Regions from separate parts of the Homo sapiens genome. Here region 2 is linked to region 1. Evidence: read pairs that join two places in POLR2A ChIA-PET (ENCODE). Cell type or tissue: OCI-LY7. All regions are shown on one strand. Links, peaks and the distances in the headings refer to the core of each region. The heading gives the core; the rest is flanking DNA. Region 1 has its middle 130 kb from the start of LINC02227. Region 2 has its middle 210 kb from the start of LINC02227.

The links. Peaks named below come from ENCODE experiments on the same cell type or tissue, not always from the same donor. Only the 100,000 strongest peaks of a DNase experiment are listed, where the experiment ranks them.
Region 2: POLR2A ChIA-PET joins it to region 1 with 5 read pairs; 1 of 35 experiments calls an interaction of 5 or more read pairs at or near these places.

What each region holds. Positions count from the first base shown.
Region 1 is chr5:158,282,259-158,285,177 of GRCh38, forward strand. No RefSeq gene overlaps it. Among named protein-coding and RNA genes, the nearest start is that of LINC02227, 130 kb to the right of the region's middle. In OCI-LY7, for the core only: CTCF peaks have their summits at 2,244 and 2,446; DNase peaks (open chromatin) are centred at 1,283 and 2,153; H3K4me3 peaks cover 1,139 bases; H3K27ac peaks cover 2,203 bases.
Region 2 is chr5:158,197,277-158,200,195 of GRCh38, forward strand. No RefSeq gene overlaps it. Among named protein-coding and RNA genes, the nearest start is that of LINC02227, 210 kb to the right of the region's middle. In OCI-LY7, for the core only: no CTCF peak of the experiment used is centred there; DNase peaks (open chromatin) are centred at 281 and 1,485; H3K4me3 peaks cover 1,665 bases; H3K27ac peaks cover 2,227 bases.

The sequences.
Region 1 (2,919 bases), core at 260-2,759:
AAAGGATTTGTCCAAAGTCACACAGCTAGTAAGTGTAGAAGTGGGAACAAATCTTTGGTCTTTCTGATTCAAAGCCAGTGTATTTGAATAAAGACCGTATGCATAAAGCCTTTGGGATCCTGTAGGATAGAGTTTGGTTATATCTTGCTGCATATTTCATATCCAGTGGATTCTATGACTCTTTCCCATAATACACAACCATTATTATGGCTTTCAGGAGCTACAATATATTTGCGTTTCAAAGATGTTTTTATCTTTTAAAAAATACGCATTTGGAAGTGAAGTGAATTATGGAAATTTCAGACACACACACACGCACACACATATACATATATATGTGACTTAAAATGAAAATTTTCAATACCCTAATTTATGAAATAAAATTCTGAAGTGCAAGGAGAAAGAAGACAATTGTAGAATTCAGAGGTAGTGGTAAATAGCTGGATCCGATGAAAAGCAGAGCAGAGACTGAGCTGTCAAATATCAGGGTGTCAAAGGCAATTAAGAAGAGTGGTTTCAAATAAGTGAGGCTGATGAGAAAGTGAAAAGGAAGAGGGAGAGTCTCTGGGGTCATATGGGAGAAAAGTGACAAAAAAAGGGGCCAGAAGAAAGGCAGTGGGAAATACAGGAGGTCACTTGTGGTTGGATCTGAAAAGCATGGGGGGCACTCGCAGATAGGGCAGAATCCAAGAGGGAGTGAAGGTGAAGTCTGTAGTTGTGTACAGCCACCTGGACTGTGGGTCAGATGGCCAGCATCCAAATCCCAGCTCAGCCACTGTACCGCCTAAGGAGGGTAACTAAATCTTTGAAGTCTTGTTTCCTCATCTGTAAAATGGAGATAAAAGTAGCACCTAACTTGTAGGGTGTTAGGAGGATAAATGCACTCATGTATGTTAAAAGTGCTTAACACAGTGCCAGACACACAGTAAAGTGTTCAATAACTTTACTGTTGATATTATTATTATCCTATCAGGATGGAGCTGATCAGTCTTCCAAGCTCCATGCACAGTCCTCTCCACAAGGCAGACTGGTGGTGCCTGTCCAGGATAGCCATTTAAAGTCATCTGTTGCATTAATGAATGGCGCTTACCCCTTAAATTGTTATCATTATTATTTTTTTGGTTGGACCACTTCTGCAGTTGATTTACCCATCCTCGTGCAAGAGTATACAGTGGTGAGAATTTTAATGCACGAGTGGTTTGGGCAACAGCCTCAAAATGTCTTATTTTTACTACGTATTATTATAGCATTACATTCATAGTCAGGGGTCAGCTGCTATTTCCTGAGGTTTATAACATGCCTGTTTTAATTAACATCAAGCTAAATTTTGGCATACAGGTGGTCAGCCCAGATGTGAATGTTATTTTTAAAAGTGCCTTATGGCTGTTAAATCTCTTTCTTTAAAATAGCAAAACATATATGGGTGTGTGTATGTGGTGGGGGAAGGGGGGGTGGAAAGCAGTAAAAATATGAAATACTGATTAGTTCAGGCCTTCTATAGACAAGCTTCAATGACGAAAAGATTTCTTCAAAATTGTTAAAATATGCTTACATAGGCCACAAACTAATACATTGAATAGAAGCCAGAATAACAATAAAAATGAGGTGGCCACACACTGGATAGATAAAAGAGAGTGTATGGAGGGCTGCATATGCACTCTGCAGTTTAGAAAAATAAGCACGGGGCCTGAGTAATATGTCACAGGGATGCAGTTAGTAGAGGCGAGAGGCAGATACAAGGTTCCTAACTTCTAGAGGCAAAACAGGGCTCAAATCTTTAGTTTATCTAAATAGTATATCCTGGATATGTGCGTGTGAACACACAGCATACACATAAATACTTTGTCTTTCTCTCTTATACACACATATCACACATATACACACCACATACATATCATAAGCTCGGTCACTAATCGATGTTTGTTAATTTAGGAAAATTAATTTGCTCTCTCTAAACTTTATTATTTTGTTTTGCATCTAGCATGCTGATGGCCCATGCAAGTCATCATTGATACCCCCTTCTTTTTTATGCTTATGTCCAACCCATTGCCAAGGCCAGTTAATTTTACCTCCTCCGTATTAATCAAACCTTTCCATTTCTCTGTCTCTACCACTGCTTTCTCTAAACTACTGCAATCTCAGTCTGGGCCACTGGGGTAGCCTCCAGCCTCGTCTGGCTACATCCACTCTTGCCTGCCTCCATCCACTCTTGCCTGCCTCCACATCTATTTTCCACACCCCTTCCAGGGTTATCTATTTGAAATGAAATTGAAATATATCACTGCTTGGTTTAGGACACTTCAGTGGCCTTCCACTCATTGCTTTTGGATAAAGACAAAACTCTTCACCATGGCCTTCAAAGTCTTGGCCCTCCTATTTCTCCTACCATGACCTTCTGAATGTCTATGCCCTAAATAGAAATCGGATTTCTTCTATTCTCTTGTATTTCTCACATTCCCTACTAACACAGAGCCTTTGCACAGCCTGTCCTTTTTGCCTAAAATGATTTCCTCCTTTCTTTCTTCATTATACAATTAATTGGACCTAAAATTACTTAAACTGGGGACAGAGTCTTCCTCTCTGCAGTGAAAAGGCCTATGCAAGTGCAAATAACTATGGGAGAAGGAGCATGCTGATTATTTGAAAGTATAAATGACATATCTTGGTTTTCTGACAGGGAGCCTATTTAGGTAGAGGAAGAAAAAAGTAGAATCACTGACTAACCATTATTTAAGGACATCAATGCCATAAAAATTACAAGTTATATGTATCTCTCTCTTCTCAGGATCCTATGTGATCTATACTATGAGGTAAATGCTATTATCATCCCCATTCTATAGGAGAGGAAACTGAGGCTAGGAGAAGTTGAATAACTCAAGCACACTCAGTTCCTAACTAGTTGACCTGGATTCAAACACA
Region 2 (2,919 bases), core at 236-2,735, 85 kb before region 1:
TTTCTGGATTCTGATGTAAAGTTTCTTGACTTTAAAATGTTTATCACTCATTCAAATTAAGAGGAAAAAAACCAACTCACATCCTGCACAACCTTGGAAAGGTCTGTTTACTCCTTTATGAAACAAAAGCATTAGGGTGGATGAGCTCAAAAATTTCTACTTGACCAGACCTTTTAGGATTGTATAATTCCTGAATCCTGAGTTCAGACCTTCAAAATCCCTTCATTTCCTGTTTTTCTTTTTTTTTCACAAAGAGGTGGGCAGATGTTCAAAAGGAGAAAAGAGGAAACAAAACAGATGTAGAGAAGGATCAGGAAGGTCTAGATAGTGGAAGGTGGTGCCTGCCCATGTGCCACTCTGCTTTTTGGAGAAAAGCTTCTTTCTCTGAATTCTTTATGAAAGCTACCTTTCCCTCCCCTGAACCGCAATAGTCCTTTTCCAATCCCCTTTTCAACAGATATGCTTATTTAATATATTTATTAATTGCCTGCCTGGGGGCAGGCATACTTTTATGACTTCTGTAATTTTTCCACTTGTATTATAGTTACTTGAGTAAAAGGATGGAGAGAACTTTATTTTCCAAATTTCTTGGATACCAGGAAGGAGGCTGGTCTGTTGCAAGTACACACTGTGAGAGAAGCAGGGTGAGAAGAGGCAGAGCGGACAGGGCTTACGCTGTTTGGAAAAGAGTGCGTAGTGAGGTGGGTCACCTTTTGGAGAGCCCACGCTTTGAGAGCCAGCAGAGTGAGGTGGAGAGCCATCAAGACAGCCGACAGCTATGTGGCGTGAGATGCAATTGCCCTCCACTGTCCTCAGTTCTTCCACAAAGTTACCAAAGTTGTGAGGTGCTGGTGCCCGATCAAGGCAACAGGCACAGGTGTAGCAGCAGAGCAAAAAGGCCAGGAGTTTGCAGATGTCATGAGGAGAACTGTGGATTCAAACAAGCCTTGAAACTGTCCGAGCCAATTCCTGAGATGCAGTGAGGTCCCCAGGTAACATTTGGGTACATTTGGGCACATCTGGGCCCATTGTCACCTGAGCCAGGTTGTGAGCAGTTTGGGAGCAGGATCCTTGTCAAAGTTGTCTCTGGAGAAGATATGGGGACAACACAGTGCTTTTGCATGGAATGGATGTCAGTAAATACTTACTTACTGAATGAATGATTGAAGAAAGGAAGGCAGGCAGAAAGGAACGAGAAAGCTGTTAACTGCCAGTCCCTTAACATGGAATGCAGGCTTTACATGGAAAGACAGACTAAATAAACCAGCTTGGAGAGAGTTAATTTCTGCCTGCAGCATTCACAGGAAGGATAATGTATGCTGGGGCGGAAAAGCATTAGTTTTTCCCTTTTTGAAACCCCTAAAAGATTTGTCTGAAGCATATATTTAAATGGGCAGCGTACAGGTGTTTTCAGAGCTGCTCCAGCCCCAGAGAAGGCCTCAGGGCAAACCAGAGAAGACGGTACTTGGTAACGAGAAACACTCCTCAGCTACTCTGCATGCTTCAGTGGGAAAATGCAAATCAACTCATTCTCGCTTTTGAGGACAACTTCAGATAAAGGGTTCCCCAGGCAAAGTAACCCCTTCAATGTGCCTGACTGTCTTTCCCCATTGCTATCTTTTCCTGCACTACCTGCAGTGTGAGCTGTCGGGGGTGGGGAGGGGTTGTGGATGGGCTGCACCGGAGATGAGAAAGGAGTTGCATAGCAATGAGGAGGTGGAGGAGGAGAGAGAAGGAAGGGGCTTGGGCTTTTGTGTGGGTACAACTTTGTGGAAAAGGCCTTAAACTAGGAGATGGGATTACCTCTACTTCTGCCTCTGTCGGCCACCAGCTGTGGATGACCTTGGGCAAGAAGGGGGATTCATAGGCAATCAAAGCTGAAGTGAATAATGTTGGAAATCATATCAATTTCACTAACTAGTTTTTTGTTTTTGTTTTTTAACAGTTGGGAAACTGAGATTGAACAAGATATTAATGGAGAGTAAGTGGGAGGCTAGGTTTAGAATTCAGGTCCCCCAGCTTCGGGAACAGAGCCCTTTCCACCATCCCAAGTATCATGCTCAGGGGCATCAGTACCAGCAGATTTGGGTTTCAGATTTCATAATTTGTATATGAAAGTTGGGGTGTGTCTAGGGGCTCAATTAAGACTTTCAAAACCTGAATATCTAAAAAAATTATGGTGACTTTCCCCAACCCCCAGTGTAGGTAAAGTTGATCCTTGAACAACATGGGTTTGAACTGAACGTGTCCACTGATTTGTGGATTTTCTTCCACCTCTGTCATTCCTGAGACAGCAAGACCAACCCTCCCACTCCTCCTCCTTCTCCTCAGCCTAGTCAATGTGAAGACAAGGATGAAGACCTTTCTGATGATCCACTTCTACTTAATGAAGAGTAAATGTATTCTTTCTTCCTTATGCTTTTCTGAAAAACATTTTAACATCTAAAATATGTGTTAATTGGCTATATTATTGATAAGACTTCTCTGTTCAGTAGGCTATTAGTAGTTAAGTTTTTGGTAGTTAAGTCAAAAGTTATATGCAGATTTTTGACATGTAGGGGAGAGGAGATTGGCTCCCCTAATCCCTGCATTGTTCAAGAGTTAACTGCAATTGAAAATAAAAGCAATGCTAAATTGTTACACAAGTATAAGCAACTAGAATAATTGTTTTTTCTCCTGATGACTACTCTGATGGTTTTCAAATAATAAATTCAATAAAATTTTTTTATTTCAGGTGCCCCTGTTTTAATGGTGGCCCGGGCACATGCTTTTTCCGCTTATAGGGAAATCCATTTTATGACCCTGAATGTCATTATGTACTTATTTTTGAGTGAGTGCATGAGTGAGTTGTGTGAACATGTTTGGGCAATTATCTTTGGTTATTTTTGTGTTCATGTGATTTTCAATGGTTTTAAGTAC